Regions from separate parts of the Homo sapiens genome. Here region 2 is linked to region 1. Evidence: chromatin loops called from intact Hi-C (ENCODE). Cell type or tissue: gastrocnemius medialis. All regions are shown on one strand.

Region 1 (8,000 bases):
CTTTTCTGTCATCTCCAACTGTGATCTTGGACAAGTTTATTTAGCTTTCTGATTCTCGATTTCTTCATCTATAAAATGGAGATGATGATGAAGAGCTTACTTAGCCCCGTGTCCATCATGGTAAGAGCCTCGTAAAGGGTACTTATCAGTATAATCAGATGCTGTTTTGCCCAGGTTTGCACCCTGTGCGCCTGTCCTCAGGACCCAGCAGGCTCAGACTTGCCTGCGATCAAAGAAAGCCCTGTGTGCCTCCCAGACCCACCACCCCCGTGCAAACTCTCTCAACACGACACCGCTGCGTGACTTTCCTGCTGTTACTAGAGGTCGGCAGGTACTTTTCCCTAGGAAACTGGGTGTGCACGTCTCATCCCCGTGCCAATTCTCTTGCCGCTTTTCCTTCCACACGCGGCGTCCTCTGGGCGGAGGGTGCAGCTCCGCGTGCTCCAGCTGCCGCGAAAGTTGCACCCGGCCCAGTCTGGCTGCGGGCCCCGCCTCCGCCTTCTCAGCGCCCAGCCCCACCCTCCGATTGGTCAGCAGTGCCCAGCCCCGCCCCGCTCCTCCGAGGGGATTTAAAGCAGCGGCCGCTCAGTCTGGGCGCTTGCAGGCTGCTAAACCCAACCGCAGTTGACTAGCACCTGCTACCGCGCCTTTGCTTCCTGGCGCACGCGGAGCCTCCTGGAGCCTGCCACCATCCTGCCTACTACGTGCTGCCCTGCGCCCGCAGCCATGTGCCGCACCCTGGCCGCCTTCCCCACCACCTGCCTGGAGAGGTAAGGGGAGGTTGTCCAACTGCTTGGGGGAAGTCCCACCAACTCTTAGGGAGTGGAGCGGCAGGCCTGGGGACCTGGGTGGGCGCGGGGATGGGGCGCTAGAGGCTTGAGTAGAGAGGTAGAAGCGCACTTGATGCCACGTGCTCAGATTCCAGGAGCAGGGAGAAAGCAAGGGGAAGGGAAGCAAGGGCCCGCGGCTTGCTGCCATCCCCATCCTCTGACAAACTGCAGTCGTGCTCAGGTGACCTGCTGAAGACCCGGCTGCGGGAAGGCCACGTTGACATTTCCAGGCAGCACTGAGCCTGCCCATTTCTTAAGCATTTGTTTTTCATTCCTCAGACCAGAGCTAGGGGCATTGCCTCCTCTGCCCCTGGAAGACAGGGAGATTTTTTTTTTTTTGGTGGGGTGTGTGGGGGTGGGGGCTCCCACTGTTGAGGGTGTGTCCATATTCCAGAGAGCTACTCAACAGCTTCCAATCCTTACTGGCTGGGAAGGAAAAAGTAAAGATGAAGGCAGGAATCAGTTTCCCACACAGTTCAGAAATACTTCTGAAAAGAATGCTGAGTTCTTTTCTGAATCAACAGGCACGAAGAGAGATCAGTGTGACTTTAGGGAAAAGCCCATATATGCAGCGTGTGTATTACCCAGAAAGTGTAAGACCTACCACAGCATAGCTCAAACATTGCTTTTGTTGCTTTGGGGTTGATGATGCTGATAAGAGAAGCACTCTTGGCCTGGGGACAGCCAAGAGTTTCCAGGAACTCTTGAGGCTAAAGTTTGGGTGGCACCACCCAGAGCTCTTCTGGGACCCATAAACCTCTCCACACTGGCTGAGCAAATGAGAGAATGCTTTCATGTTCCTGATTTGTTTTTCAGAGCCAAAGAGTTCAAGACACGTCTGGGGATCTTTCTTCACAAATCAGAGCTGGGCTGCGATACTGGGAGTACTGGCAAGTTCGAGTGGGGCAGTAAACACAGCAAAGAGAAGTAAGTGTTGCTGACCAGCTCAGGGCTCCGAGAGGGAAGGGAGTGGGAAGGGAGTCATGAGGAGGGAAATACAGGGAGAAGCCAGGACACGCTAAGTGGACCTTGGCAACACCTCCCTAGAGATTTTAGTGGGACTTGTTGCTGGTCTGTTATGACTACTTGGCTCATGGGTGAGTGGGTAGGTGGCTCCAGGGCTCCAAGTCCATCCACGGATGAGGGCACACAGGGCATGAATGCCTAGTTCCCAGACTCTCCCACCTCGGGATTCATTGCACGTGCATCCAGGGCTAGGACAGAATCCAAGACCACTTGAAGTTTTCTAGTATGCACCTTGCCTAGAAACTCTTTCATATTGGCTATCAACTGTACCAAACTCTGGAGTTATGTGTAGATGTAATCTCTATTTATGAGGACCTTATTTCCTTGGGAAGGTGTACAAAACAAATCTTTGAGAGTCAGGGGAATTGAAATAATTTTTGGACAGAGACGAGACAGGCTTAGAGATATTGACTGAGGACTAAAGAGTCCCTGGCTTTGATTTCTGGTTGCTGAATTGTGCTCTAGAAAGCACTACTGCTTACCCTAAGTCCAACTAAGAGTTTGAGGTGTCAGCTTCAGCAATCACCAAGCAAGCCTTTCTGTGAATTTTATGCAGTTTTCCATCAGAGTTCTGGCTAGAATTTGTACTATGCTTTGGTTTGTTGATTTTTTTTCTTACTCTTTTTTTTTCTTTTTGTCTTTTAGTAGAAACTTCTCAGAAGATGTGCTGGGGTGGAGAGAGTCGTTCGACCTGCTGCTGAGCAGTAAAAGTGAGTAGGAGCCTTTTGTGTCTGTCTCTGGGTGGCACATGTGTACTCATGTGCTTTGGAGCCAGCCCCAGGACTGCTGAGAGCCTGGGCAGAATAATAGTAGTAGTAATAATAATAATAATGATCCCCTAGTGTGCCAGCCTCTATTCAACATATAAAGGCAGGTCATTGTTCAAGAAAATTATGTTCTAAAAATAGAGCCATTAATTGCAATTGCTTTCCTTTCTTCTTGTATTCCCTGCTGTCCCTCCAGCTGACCTATTTCCTCTTCTTTCCCGCAACCCCAGATGGAGTGGCTGCCTTCCACGCTTTCCTGAAGACAGAGTTCAGTGAGGAGAACCTGGAGTTCTGGCTGGCCTGTGAGGAGTTCAAGAAGATCCGATCAGCTACCAAGCTGGCCTCCAGGGCACACCAGATCTTTGAGGAGTTCATTTGCAGTGAGGCCCCTAAAGAGGTTAGAGCCCCCATATGCCCAGTGAATCCTCACGACCCTGCCTGCTCCTTCCCCTCTGAGAATCAGGGCTAGAGGGGAGGAAGGGCTAGGTGTAGAGGTAGAAGGGCCTTACTTGGCACAGGGGTGACTGGGCTTCTGTGACCAGAGACTAGGAAAGCCAGGCCCAGTGCCACTCCTGGGTGCTTAACCCTAAGACTCATGATGGGGCAGGATGTGTTGGCAGGTTTTTCGGCTTCTGTCCATACCCACCTTTATAAACCCATCCGTTTTTAGAGGCTCAAAACACTTAGCAACTGGGGAGACAAGGTCAGCACAGGGACCTTATGTAACCTGGCTCAGTCCCCAGGCTGACCTGCCTGAGGCCTGCTGGTCTGTGGTCTGTGATTTTTTTGTCTACCTTCTCTCCTGGCCGCTAAACGCATGGCAGCTGCATTTGCTAAAGAACACAGCGCCACCTGGTGGAAAGATAAGAGTAATGCCTTACTTTTGTACCTTATTTTTGTTTTCTGACCGCTGATTGATTCCACATAATTCTGTAAAGGTGTATTGAGCCCCAATTATATTCAAGACACTGTTACAGTCACTGTGTATGTCACAGTGAGCCACACAAAGTCCCTTACCTAATGAAACTTATAATTTGAATGGGGGAAGATGCCAATAACCAACTAGACAAATATATGCCAGGTGATGAGCTATGCACTCATAAAAATACAGCAGGAAATGAGAGACAGGGAGTACCAGAGGTAGGGCCTGGGAAGACGTAAGGTTTTCCATTCTGTAAAGGGAAGTGAGGACATATGAACAGAGATAAGAAAGAATTCAGGGAGGGAAGAACATTCCAACACAGGAAGCAGCAAATGCAATGGCCAGAGCCTGCCTGTCACAGTCACGGATGAGCAAATGGACCTGTGTAGAGCAGGGCAAGAGCAGGAGATGAGGTCAGGCATGAGGAGGATGGCCAGGTGTGGGCTTGGGGAGCCTCGTGGGCCCAGCAAGCCCTTTGGCTCTTCTTCTGAAAGACATGAGGAGACAACAGAGGAGCTACCAAACTGAGTTGGGTTTTTAAAGGCTCACTGTAGCGACTGGGTAGAGAACAAACCACAGGGGTGGGGGGTAAGGTAGCAGAGAGACCAGGTAGGAGGCCTTGGTGCAAATCCCAGGAGAGCTGATAGTGACTTGAAGCAGGGTTGCTGTAGAAGAAAGGGTGAAAGGGGATTGCGTTTGTATACATTCTTGATAGATCCTCATGTTAATTCTGAGAGATTGGAGGACAGACACTGGATCAGATGTGGGTACAAGCCCAGAGCTGAAAAGCTAGTGATCAACTCAGGAGCCCCCACTTCCTGATGCAGCATCCGATGCTCTTTCCAATGCCCAGCCTGCCGTTGGCCCTCCCTCAGCCATGCCCACCCTCTTCCCCAACTCACCCTGTGTGTGTCCTCCTTCCCGCAGGTCAACATTGACCATGAGACCCACGAGCTGACGAGGATGAACCTGCAGACTGCCACAGCCACATGCTTTGATGCGGCTCAGGGGAAGACACGTACCCTGATGGAGAAGGACTCCTACCCACGCTTCCTGAAGTCGCCTGCTTACCGGGACCTGGCTGCCCAAGCCTCAGCCGCCTCTGCCACTCTGTCCAGCTGCAGCCTGGACGAGCCCTCACACACCTGAGTCTCCACGGCAGTGAGGAAGCCAGCCGGGAAGAGAGGTTGAGTCACCCATCCCCGAGGTGGCTGCCCCTGTGTGGGAGGCAGGTTCTGCAAAGCAAGTGCAAGAGGACAAAAAAAAAAAAAAAAAAAAAAAAAATGCGCTCCAGCAGCCTGTTTGGGAAGCAGCAGTCTCTCCTTCAGATACTGTGGGACTCATGCTGGAGAGGAGCCGCCCACTTCCAGGACCTGTGAATAAGGGCTAATGATGAGGGTTGGTGGGGCTCTCTGTGGGGCAAAAAGGTGGTATGGGGGTTAGCACTGGCTCTCGTTCTCACCGGAGAAGGAAGTGTTCTAGTGTGGTTTAGGAAACATGTGGATAAAGGGAACCATGAAAATGAGAGGAGGAAAGACATCCAGATCAGCTGTTTTGCCTGTTGCTCAGTTGACTCTGATTGCATCCTGTTTTCCTAATTCCCAGACTGTTCTGGGCACGGAAGGGACCCTGGATGTGGAGTCTTCCCCTTTGGCCCTCCTCACTGGCCTCTGGGCTAGCCCAGAGTCCCTTAGCTTGTACCTCGTAACACTCCTGTGTGTCTGTCCAGCCTTGCAGTCATGTCAAGGCCAGCAAGCTGATGTGACTCTTGCCCCATGCGAGATATTTATACCTCAAACACTGGCCTGTGAGCCCTTTCCAAGTCAGTGGAGAGCCCTGAAAGGAGGCTCACTTGAATCCAGCTCAGTGCTCTGGGTGGCCCCCTGCAGGTGGCCCCTGACCCTGCGTTGCAGCAGGGTCCACCTGTGAGCAGGCCCGCCCTGGGGCCTCTTCCTGGATGTGCCCTCTCTGAGTTCTGTGCTGTCTCTTGGAGGCAGGGCCCAGGAGAACAAAGTGTGGAGGCCTCGGGGAGTGGCTTTTCCAGCTCTCATGCCCCGCAGTGTGGAACAAGGCAGAAAAGGATCCTAGGAAATAAGTCTCTTGGCGGTCCCTGAGAGTCCTGCTGAAATCCAGCCAGTGTTTTTTGTGGTATGAGAACAGGCAAAAAGAGATGCCCCGAGATAGAAGGGGAGCCTTGTGTTTCTTTCCTGCAGACGTGAGATGAACACTGGAGTGGGCAGAGGTGGCCCAGGACCATGGCACCCTTAGAGTGCAGAAGCTGGGGGGAGAGGCTGCTTCGAAGGGCAGGACTGGGGATAATCAGAACCTGCCTGTCACCTCAGGGCATCACTGAACAAACATTTCCTGATGGCAACTCCTGCGGCAGAGCCCAGGCTGGGGAAGTGAACTACCCAGGGCAGCCCCTTTGTGGCCCAGGATAATCAACACTGTTCTCTCTGTACCATGAGCTCCTCCAGGAGATTATTTAAGTGTATTGTATCATTGGTTTTCTGTGATTGTCATAACATTGTTTTTGTTATTGTTGGTGCTGTTGTTATTTATTATTGTAATTTCAGTTTGCCTCTACTGGAGAATCTCAGCAGGGGTTTCAGCCTGACTGTCTCCCTTTCTCTACCAGACTCTACCTCTGAATGTGCTGGGAACCTCTTGGAGCCTGTCAGGAACTCCTCACTGTTTAAATATTTATTTATTGTGACAAATGGAGCTGGTTTCCTAGATATGAATGATGTTTGCAATCCCCATTTTCCTGTTTCAGCATGTTATATTCTTATAAAATAAAAGCAAAAGTCAAATATGACATCCTGTCTTCAAGTGCTGTGTGGGTCAGGGGAAAAGGGGAAGTGTTGTGGAGAGCTCTGGGGAGGAGCTGGCTTTTGGGAATTCCACAGGACAGGCGAGTAAGCTTCCATGGCACAGGCAGAAGTACAGGGAGAGCTTGATATTCACCTGGTACCTGCCAGAGTCAAGAGAAGGGATAGGTTCTAACGAGGCTGCTATGATCAGTGACTTTTTAAGCTCGTGACAGCCCCACTTGTGTTGGGCTGTTGTGTGGATTGGACTGGGCTCAGCCCACTGTCATTTCAGAGCCCGTATCTTTTGCCCACCTGGCTGGGACTCGGCATGAGCCATTTCCAATTCTGCCTGTAACAGTGCAGGGGTCAGTACCCCTTGGTCAAGTAGCAAGACATCATCAGTTAGGTGGTGACTTTTGTAGGATTTTTACTTTTAAAAGTAATTTGTAATTAAATTCAATTACAAATCTTTTGTAATTTATATTCAAGAAATTATTATTCTTTTTATAATTTCATAGAAGTATCTGAGATGAGGTATATGAAGCCACTCTGTACATGAGGCTGCTCCATTCCATGGGCCAAGGGAATAAGGGTTGAACTGTGCTTGAAAGAATTTGGGGGTACGGAGACAGGCGCGGTGGCTCATGCCTGTGAGCACTGAGGGAGGGAGGCTGAGGAGGGTGGATCACTTAAGCCCAGGAGCTCAAGACCAGGCTGGGCAACATGGCAAAACCCAGTTTCTACAAAAAGTCAAACATTAGCAGAGTGTGGTGGCACATGCCTGTAGTCCCAGCTACTTGGGAGACTGAGGTGGGAGGATGGCTTATGCTGGGGAGGTCAAGGCTGCCATGAGCTGAGATCACTCTACCGCACTCCAGCCTGGGGGACACAGTGAGACCCTGGGGGTAGGTTTGCAAGGATCAAAATCTGTTCTTCCTCTGCTAATTGCCTGCTTGTTCTCCTTTTTCATCCTACTGAATCCCTCTCATTTTTTTCTGATTACGACTACTTAAAAAAATGTTTTCTTCTCTGTTGAATGATCTGTTTATACACAGATCTGGACCTTAAATGAACCTTTATTTCTTCCCTATTGATAGTCTGAGTAAAGTGATCAGACTTCAGGAACATGGGGTAGAAATCCCCATAGAATCACATCTTAAGCACAGATCTAAGGAGGGATTCTGTGGGTGACACCAGGGAGGATCCTGAAATTAAGGGCCTGGGAAGGAAGACAGGGACCAACACTGTGGCAGGCCCTGAGCTCTGTTAGTCCTTACAACAGCTCTGTGGAGTGGGTCTGAACACTTTATCATCCAGAGAAGGAAACAAGCTCTGAGAGGGAGGGACATGCTTGGGGCAGCCAGCCAGTGAGTGGCAGAATGGGGATCTGAACTCAGTTATGCCATGGGGAGTCCAGTCTGTGAAAGATGGGTGGAGGAATGTGACTGATAAGGGAAGGAAGAGCGGAGGACCCAGAAAGACAGGGAGGTACTAACACTCGCCCTTTCCTACTGCTCTCCTTCCATCTTTATGCCTTTAACATGCATGTATTGAGTGCATCGAAATCCCTCAGACCCAAATGCGTTGGGTCCAGCTTCTGCACAGGCTCACCAAGGCTTCCTTAGAGGACTCTCTCATCCTC
Region 2 (8,000 bases), 520 kb after region 1:
ACAGAGATGCTAGGGAAGCGGCCATCAAGAACTGCCAGAACAGCTTCCTTACAGCCAACGATGCTAGCCATGGCACCCAGACCCAGGTTATGGAGCCCACTGGCTCTGCGGATTCCAGATCCTGAAACCGCATCTTGTATTCGGTGTCCTGAGCCCAGGTGAAGCAGCAGGAGCACCACCGACTCCGGAACAGACTTGTAAACACACTTCATCTAATGGATGGGCCCAGCTCTGTGCTAGAATTCAAAGCTTAAATGAGACTCGGGCTTGCTATTGAGGAGGCACAAGTCAAGGGGAGGAAACAGGCCCCCAAGCAGAGATAAAGATATACACGGTGCTTCACCCAACCCACAGGCAGGAGCACCCTGTGCTTCTCTGCAAGGTCAGCAACTCAGGGGATGCGACCTCTGCCACAGCTCCACAGGGTCACTTCCCTTACTTTCGGAGGAGCACCCATTGGGCACTCAAATCAACACCCTGGGTTTAGCAGCCACTCTGTGATCCCAGCAGCACGGGGTGCTGCTGGAAACCTAAACATTTATTCTTTCACTCAAAACGCTGAGCGCCTACCAGGCGGCACACATTGCACTGAATGTCAGAGCCAGAGATCCTAAGGCTCTGAGGTGGGGAGGACAGAGCTGGAGGCAGATTACACACCTTAAAATGTGGGTGCAGAGGTGGGCAGGGAACACCACTGGGATGTGCCCATGAGGATGAGCCAAGACGGAAGAGCTGCGACTTGTTTACCAAAAGGCATTGACGACTCGATGCTCCGTCTTCCGTGGGAATTCACCCAGCTTTGTTCAGATGTTACTACCTCTGCCCTTCCCAGTTCCTACCCCATGAAAGGGCATCTGAAGGTGCTGACATCAGAAATGGCAAGTCAGGACACACGCAAGTTCCACAGGGCTTCCTGCTGCCCCGCCCAGCCTCTTTGCAGCCGCCTCCTGCAGCCCCAGGCACAGGCCTGACTTTGGTACAGTTGAAGTAATGCCCCAGTTTTGCCCTGGGCTGGGACTGCCACCTGGGGCAATAAGGGTGGTTGTTTTCCCCTGTGGTTGCCCTCCTGGTTACCTTAGTGACTCATGGAGGCAGTGGGCCAGCCTGGGACAGAGGAGCAGGGGTCTGGTCCAGGGCCAGCCTGGGGCTCTGATCCGCGGCTGCCCCAGATGTCCAGATCTGACCAGGAGCTATGAGGGAGGAGCCTGCTCCCATATAGCCATAACTTTTCTGTTCTGAGCTCATCAGTGTGGCCTGATAAAGTCTACAGAGAGGCCCTCAAGGAGGAAGAAAGAAAAGGCAGGGAAATATACTTTTTTTAGCTAGAGCTCCATCAGCGAGTACAGAAAGAGAACATTCTCCTAGGAGAAAGCAAGGCATACTCTGTCCTCAAGGTGCCATTTTCCCCAAGCAATAGAGGCAAGGCCAGATGAGCTGTGGAGGGGTGGAAGATGAGCTTGTGGCTCCCCACCCTGTCCCTTGCATGCACACCCACCCTCAGGGGCTGCAGCTGGGGTGGCTGAGAGGGGAATCCCTGGTTCAGGCTTTCCTTGTCTTACACAAACTGAGAAGGAAGCCTTGAGAATGCTGGTAGTGCATGCAGGGTGGAGCTGAGAGGGCGGAGAATGAGGTTTTTCACCCACCCTGTGGGCCCTCCTGTTTCCTCCACCCTCCCTGTAATCTCAAAACATCCTGACTTCACTGAGCAAAGGCCCCAAGCTTTTCATGGAAGAGCAGCAGCTTGCAATAGCCCCAGAGTCTGAAGATAACATCTCCCTTGCGGTGGCAAGAAAAGGCAAGGGTGCTCAGGAGAGTGCAAAAGTCCTCAGGCCCCAACCAGAAGTTCTGCCTCTGAGGTCCTCAAAGACACGGGCTCCATCTCCTGCTGTTCCCGCTTTGATTTTAGGGTGTTGCTTTGCTGTACTGGTGCCAGTAGCGGCCACACTGCAACTCTGCTTCAGGCACAAGGATTGGGGTGGGACCCTGTGTCCGCTCTGAGAGCACTTCTGCCTCCAGCCCTCTCTTGGTCCTTGTCCTTCATGTCCTTTTTTGGTGTGAACTGGGTTCAGGAGAGAAGCCCAGGCCCTGACATCTGTGGTCAATGCACACACTCCAGGAAGTTGTCTTAGGGATCAACCAGGGGCACCCACAAAATGGACTGGGGATCATGACTGGCCTTTCCAACCCACAGACCACCTTCATTCCACTCAAAATAGCGCAGCTCTGACTCTACTTAAGAAGGACGCTCTGATAACATGCTGGTGACTTTCACCTAGAAATGGAATCCATCCTTCAGGGCCCGGCCCCCTTCCTGCCTCCATGATGAAACCTTCCTGTCCCTTCCTGTCAACCCTGAGGCGCCACCACCTTCTCCTTCCCGTCATGTACTCACAATAGTTAACATCCACGGCTCTCTTCCCCTGCACTAGGGGCTGGGATGGGGATGGAACGGGGTGCCCTCTATCCCTGAGTTCCTTCCCATGCAGAGATGTAGAAACAGTCATCATGCATGGTTCCATGAGAGATTCCAAGAAAATGCACAGCAGCTGCAGGAGTCCCCAGGTAGCATCTGAAAAATGATTTCCTGAAACACATAGGGTTTGGATGGCGGGGTCAGGAGAGGAAGGACTTTCTGGCAGAGTGTAGATGGGAAACAGTGGATGGATGTGCAGGGAACCACCAGGAGCTGGCCCCGCCAGAGTGGGTCCCAACCAGGCCAGCCATCCAGTGGGCGCCATGGGCACCCGAGCTTTCCTCCCCCGGGCTTCACTCTCTTTGACCACTTTCTGCCCAGGGCCATCTGTGGGCAGTGACTTGGGGAGGCTGCAGGAAGAAGGGACAACAATTGAGTCACTTGTTGTTAAAACCAAAAGCCCGCCACCCCAGCCAAGATTTTCCACATGGGGGTAGCCCTGCCAACGTGTGCCCCCAGTCAACATCAAGATGTCCCCCACAGGCCTCAATGTCACGAAGGACTCCTGAAAATACTGCCTGTTTGAGAGGGGACAGAGACTAACTGTGAAATACTCCTCAGTTTCCCTGCTGCTTACCCAAGAGTTGGGTTGAAGCTCAGCCTGGGGCGCCACTGCTGGGGTGAGGTGGGCTGTGTCAGGCCAGCCACTCATGCCAAAGCTGAAGATAGGATGAGAAGGAGAGAGGGAGTGCCCACTGGGGGGCATAGGGCTGTGCCCAGGAGGGCACTGCTTGTCTTTGCAACCTAGCAGCCATCTCTGGCGGGATGCCTAAAATACCTCGGTCAGCCTCCCAGCTGAGGGAGAGCAGGAGGCGTGCGCTGGGGTCTGCATTAGGTTTTCACAATGGATAAAATCAGTTCTGTGATTGAAAGGCGAGGCCTTGGGAAATTAGTCACACAAGGGAGAATTGTGCCTGCCTCCATCAGAATCACCTGAGGATTCCCAGGAACCATCCAAGAGACTCTGATGCAGGGGTTCTAGGTTAAGGCCTGAGTCCCTTCTCTCCCTCCCTCCCTCTCTCCCACTCTTCCTTCCTTCCTTTCCCATGCAAAGCCCCTAGCAAAGCTTAGAATAAGAACATGTGGGGCTGGGTGTGGTGGCTCACGCCTATGATCCCAGCACTTTGGGAGGCAGAGGCAGGAGGATCACTTGAGGTCAGGAGTTCGAGACTAGCCTGGCCAACATGGTGAAACCCTGTCTCTACTAAAAACACAAAAATTAGCCGGATGTGGTGGCGGGCATCTGTAGTCCTAGCTACTCAGGAGGCTGAGGCACAAGAATCACTTGAACCCAGGAGGCGGAGGTTGCAGAGAGCCATGATCGCACCACTACACTCCAGCCTGGGCAACAAGAGCAAAACTCTGTCTCAAAAACAAACAAACAAAACCACGTTGGATCCACACATGGCTATAGATCCCTACTGTGTGCAAGGCAGCTGGCATCCTGGCCCTCTGAGACTGGCCTAGGGGAGGCCTCCTGGTGACTTCCTCCCAGAGCTAGAGAGGCGGTGTCCTTTGCCTCTGTCCTGCTGAAGGGAGTCCCTCATCCAAGGGGCAACGCTGCCACCTCCTGGTCAGTCTTAGAACTGTCCCCCACTCTGAATGCCTGGTGTAAATAGAGGCAGGGAGCCGGGAGAGGCCTCCCTGTCCTCCTTCTCTGGCTCTGCGTTTGAATATCTTATTCTAGGAAGTGGAATGTCCCCCAAACACGCGCCTCTTTTGGTGCCTCTTGTTTAAGTCTATCTTCCCTGGGAAGCCACTAGTCAACAAGTGGATCTCACTTACCCACCACTTTGCCTTGAATTCAGTGCAAGTCAGCATGTGTTTGTGGAGCACTTGATATGAGGGGGCTGGCAATACAGAGGACAATAAAGCAAAGCCCCACTTTTGCAGAAGGGAGTGAGAAGTGGGGGTGATTCATGAATATGAGTCACTTCTATCTGCGGTGATGTCTGAGCTGAGTCCTGAAGGATAAGCCAGCATTAACCAGTTGAAAAATGGAGAAGATTCCAGGTAAAAGGATGAGCAAGATGTGAATTGCTGGCCTTTTAAATAGAAACTTAATTGCTACATTTTTAATGCACCTCTTTGCTGCCCCCAAGAGGACAGACTACAAACCTTTTTTTCCCTCAATTTCTGGGCAGGTTTAAAAGGTTAAGAGAAAGGAAAAACAAGTTTTTCAGTTGCTAATCATTAGGGTTTAGGGGCCCTCCAGATCTATGGTGAAAAACAAGAGGGAGGCCTGGGTTTGAGAGACAAAGCAATGCAACCCAAGGAAGCAGGAGGCAGGGAAGATGCCTCCCCTAGTAGACAGTTCTCTGGGTCAGTGTGGGGAGAGGACTCCAGGCCACTGCCCCACCCTGGTCCCCGCAGAGCCCCAGAGAAGTATCAAGCCCCAGAGGGAAGTGTCTGCATAGTGCCAGGAAGCTCTGGATGTCAGCCTTACAATGAATTCCCAGGTCCTCAGAATGGCAGAGATGCATCCTGAAGCCAGAGACCTGTGATACAGGCTGAAAGAGCCCCAGATGTCACCCTTGTAACCCACTTGGACAAATGCCCAAGGATCAGCCTCCTTGACTCTGTGAGGGACTCGCGAACCTTGACATTGTCCCAGAAGTAGAGAAATACCAGTTCAAACCACAATGAGGAAATAAAGGAACTCAATGTTCTTGTACCAGGGTTTATAGCAGATTCATATAGGTCATGGGTGCAAAGGAGATCAAGACAGGGCCCCTGTTATTGAAACAATTAGAGAGAGAGCAGTACACTTCTCAGTGATTTGGAGCAAAAAACTTGTCCTCTTGACCTTGGTTTAATTTTCAGTGACAGGATGAGGAGGATGAGCATAGACTCTCGAAGCCCTTTCCTGCTGTAAGAGTCTATGGGAATGCAGATCACATGTACTGTGAGAGATGGGGGGAGACACAGGGTGGGTCAGAATGACCAGAAGAGTCTTCGTGAATGTGATTTTGAAAACTGGAAAGAGGTAAAAGAATTTTGGGTGGTGGGAGTGGCCTGTGCAGATGACAGACCAGGCCTGGCCAGTTGGAGAGGGAGGTTCTATGGAGGAACAGCCCGGAGACAGCAGGAGGGCGGTGGGTGGGTGTCAGCACTCTCCCTCCCTTTAGTAGAAAGGGAAAAGACAGAGTTCACAGTGGAGAAAATAGGAAACATGGACCTGAGAATCCCTACTATATATATATGCGTGTGTGTATATATATATATTTTGAGACAAAGCCTCCCTCTGTCATTCAGGCTGGAGTGCAGTGGTGTGATCTTGGCTCACTGCAACCACCTCCCCCTGGGTTCAAGTGATTCGTGTGCCTCAGCCTGTAGAATAGCTGAGATGACAGGCTTGTGCCACCATGTGTCTATTTTTTTTGTATTTTTAGTAGAGACGAGGTTTCACTATGTTGGCCTGACCTCAGGTGATCCGCCCGCCTCGGCCTCCCAAAGTGCTGAGATTACAGGTGTGAGCCACCATGCCTGGCCCCCAACTATATTTCTAGCAACTTTCATGTTGAGCAGATGCTCCCCAAAGCCCTTCCTAAACAAGCCCTCAGACATTTGTGCTTCTGCCCTTGACTGGTAGAGACATGTAACATGTGATGACTGTGTTTCCATTGACACTGTGTGTACGCTCAGGGAGAAAGCACAGGAAGGCTGTGGGCTGTACGGACACCACCATGCTCCAGAGCTCCCTGCTGAGCCAGCCAGTGGGAGCTGAGGGCAGGCAGTCCATGCTCTGCTACCTCCTTTCCCTAGAGCTTTTCTTTAGATGCCCCCAGTCTGGTCAAAAACAAGCATTCTGAGCTGTGAAATGTTCTGGTCAGTGATCCCAGAGAAGTTTTATAAAGTCTTGAACACAGCCAGATATGCCTCAGTCCCACACTGTTTGAACCTGATTTAATCTTACTCTGACTACTTAGAAGACACCAACTTTAGAGGTGGTATGGGTGTTGGTATAGACCATGGGCTCTGGAATCAGACTCCAAGGGTCTGAATCTTTGCTCTGTCACTTATTAGCTATGTGACAAAGGGTAATTTACTTAACCTCTCTGTGCCTGTTTCCTCTTGTACAAAATGGCGATGAAAGCATCTGCCTGTGTTGCTGTGACACGGGCCTGGCACCTGCTAAGCACACAATAAATTTAAGTCACGGTCATCTCGCAAGGCATCGGTATTACTCTGTAGTCTCAAGTTAGAGAAAGGAAGTCTGAAAGCTTATAGTTTGGAAGGGGCCTGGGAACATTTTATAGTGATTCCATTCAATTGTTCTCTTGCTTTTTATCTTCTTGTCATTAGGATAACATGGAGAAGGTGTCCCAACTACAAAGCTGGTGAATGAAACTGTCTGGGTGGTGGGTGGGAGGCCACTAGTCCAGGACGTTCTGCAGCTCTGGCAGTTCTACGATCCTAGCCAATTTTCGCCCAGATAGCACTAGGCCTTGTCTTGTGCCCCAGAAGGCTGTGGTCACTGCGCTCCCAGATGGCAGCTCTATACTTGTTCTAGGGCTAAACACAGAAGGGGCCAAACTTGATAATACTCTGCTTCTGGTCATAATTCTTCTGCAAAATTGTTATATATACCTCTTTATATATAAAGACAAAAACTCATCCTTTAGTGGCCTCCAGAGACCCCGGGAAAGAGCCCAACTCCATAGCATGTCCCGCAGGTCTGCTGTGGGACACTCACCCCTATAGCATCATCCCCATATCCTGCTACATTCCAGCCATCCTGACCAGCTCATGGCTCCCCACACTCTCTCAGTAGCCCCCACCCTCTCCTCATTAACTCCTGATCATCCTCAGGCCTCTGTTTAGCCATTTTCTGAAACTCTCCCACTGCCCACCGCCCACCTCCACTACCACCCCCACCCCCACCCCCACCCCCCCCCACCACCCCCACTATGGTTCATTTAATAGTTTCTCCTGTGTGCTCCCATGTGCTCTGGGTTTACCCCATTGAAGCCCTTAGGGCACTTTCAAACCATCTGCTCCCCTCTTTGCTTCATCTGACTGTAAACTAACTTGAAGATAGAAACTGTGTGTGGATTCCTATTGCTTCAGTGGCACCAAGCACAGCACCTGATTTAAAGAGGGTGTTCAGCAAGATTTCTTAAGGAAATGACACTCAACATGAGACTTAAGGGTTTGGGGTGGGGAAGAGGTACAATTTCAAGAAAGGAAAGAACATGGCAGCAAGTGCAAAGCCCCCAGGGTTGGAAAGAACTTGATATATCCAAGGAACATGCTAAGGACAGTGTGGCTGGAATGTAGAGAGGTAGCGGGCAGGTGGCAAAGGATTTGGTCTGGAAGGTTCAAAGCATGGTGGGAAGTAATTGAAACAGGTTACACTGGATAGAAACAATATCCTATATCCTCAACATCTTCTCTTCCCCTTTTTGCTCTCATGAAACATGGCTCTCTTCTGAGAATAGCTCCTTCTCAAGTGGAGGATTAATTTTCTCTTCCACATCCCTCCTACCACTAGGTGGGGCAAGTGTCTTCCTCACTCCTTTGCTAT

The links. Peaks named below come from ENCODE experiments on the same cell type or tissue, not always from the same donor. Only the 100,000 strongest peaks of a DNase experiment are listed, where the experiment ranks them.
Region 2: it touches region 1 in a loop (3-fold over the local background); 61 of 110 quality-filtered maps call a loop at or near these places.

Annotation. Positions count from the first base shown.
Region 1 is chr1:182,596,986-182,604,985 of GRCh38, reverse strand. It overlaps RGS16 (regulator of G protein signaling 16), which reads left to right and starts at 597. Exons shown (of 5, transcript NM_002928.4): 1 at 597-770; 2 at 1,647-1,757; 3 at 2,502-2,566; 4 at 2,854-3,020; 5 at 4,473-6,363. The coding sequence starts at 727. The coding sequence ends at 4,694. RefSeq lists enhancers at 283-362, 833-882, 973-1,032, 3,453-3,502 and a silencer at 3,083-3,142. In gastrocnemius medialis, CTCF peaks have their summits at 3,474 (motif pointing left) and 5,436; DNase peaks (open chromatin) are centred at 535 and 3,425; H3K4me3 peaks cover 1,196 bases; H3K27ac peaks cover 1,581 bases.
Region 2 is chr1:182,081,134-182,089,133 of GRCh38, reverse strand. No RefSeq gene overlaps it. Among named protein-coding and RNA genes, the nearest start is that of ZNF648, 23 kb to the right of the region's middle. RefSeq lists an enhancer at 3,762-3,811. In gastrocnemius medialis, CTCF peaks have their summits at 4,050 (motif pointing left), 7,771 and 7,974 (motif pointing right); a DNase peak (open chromatin) is centred at 4,013.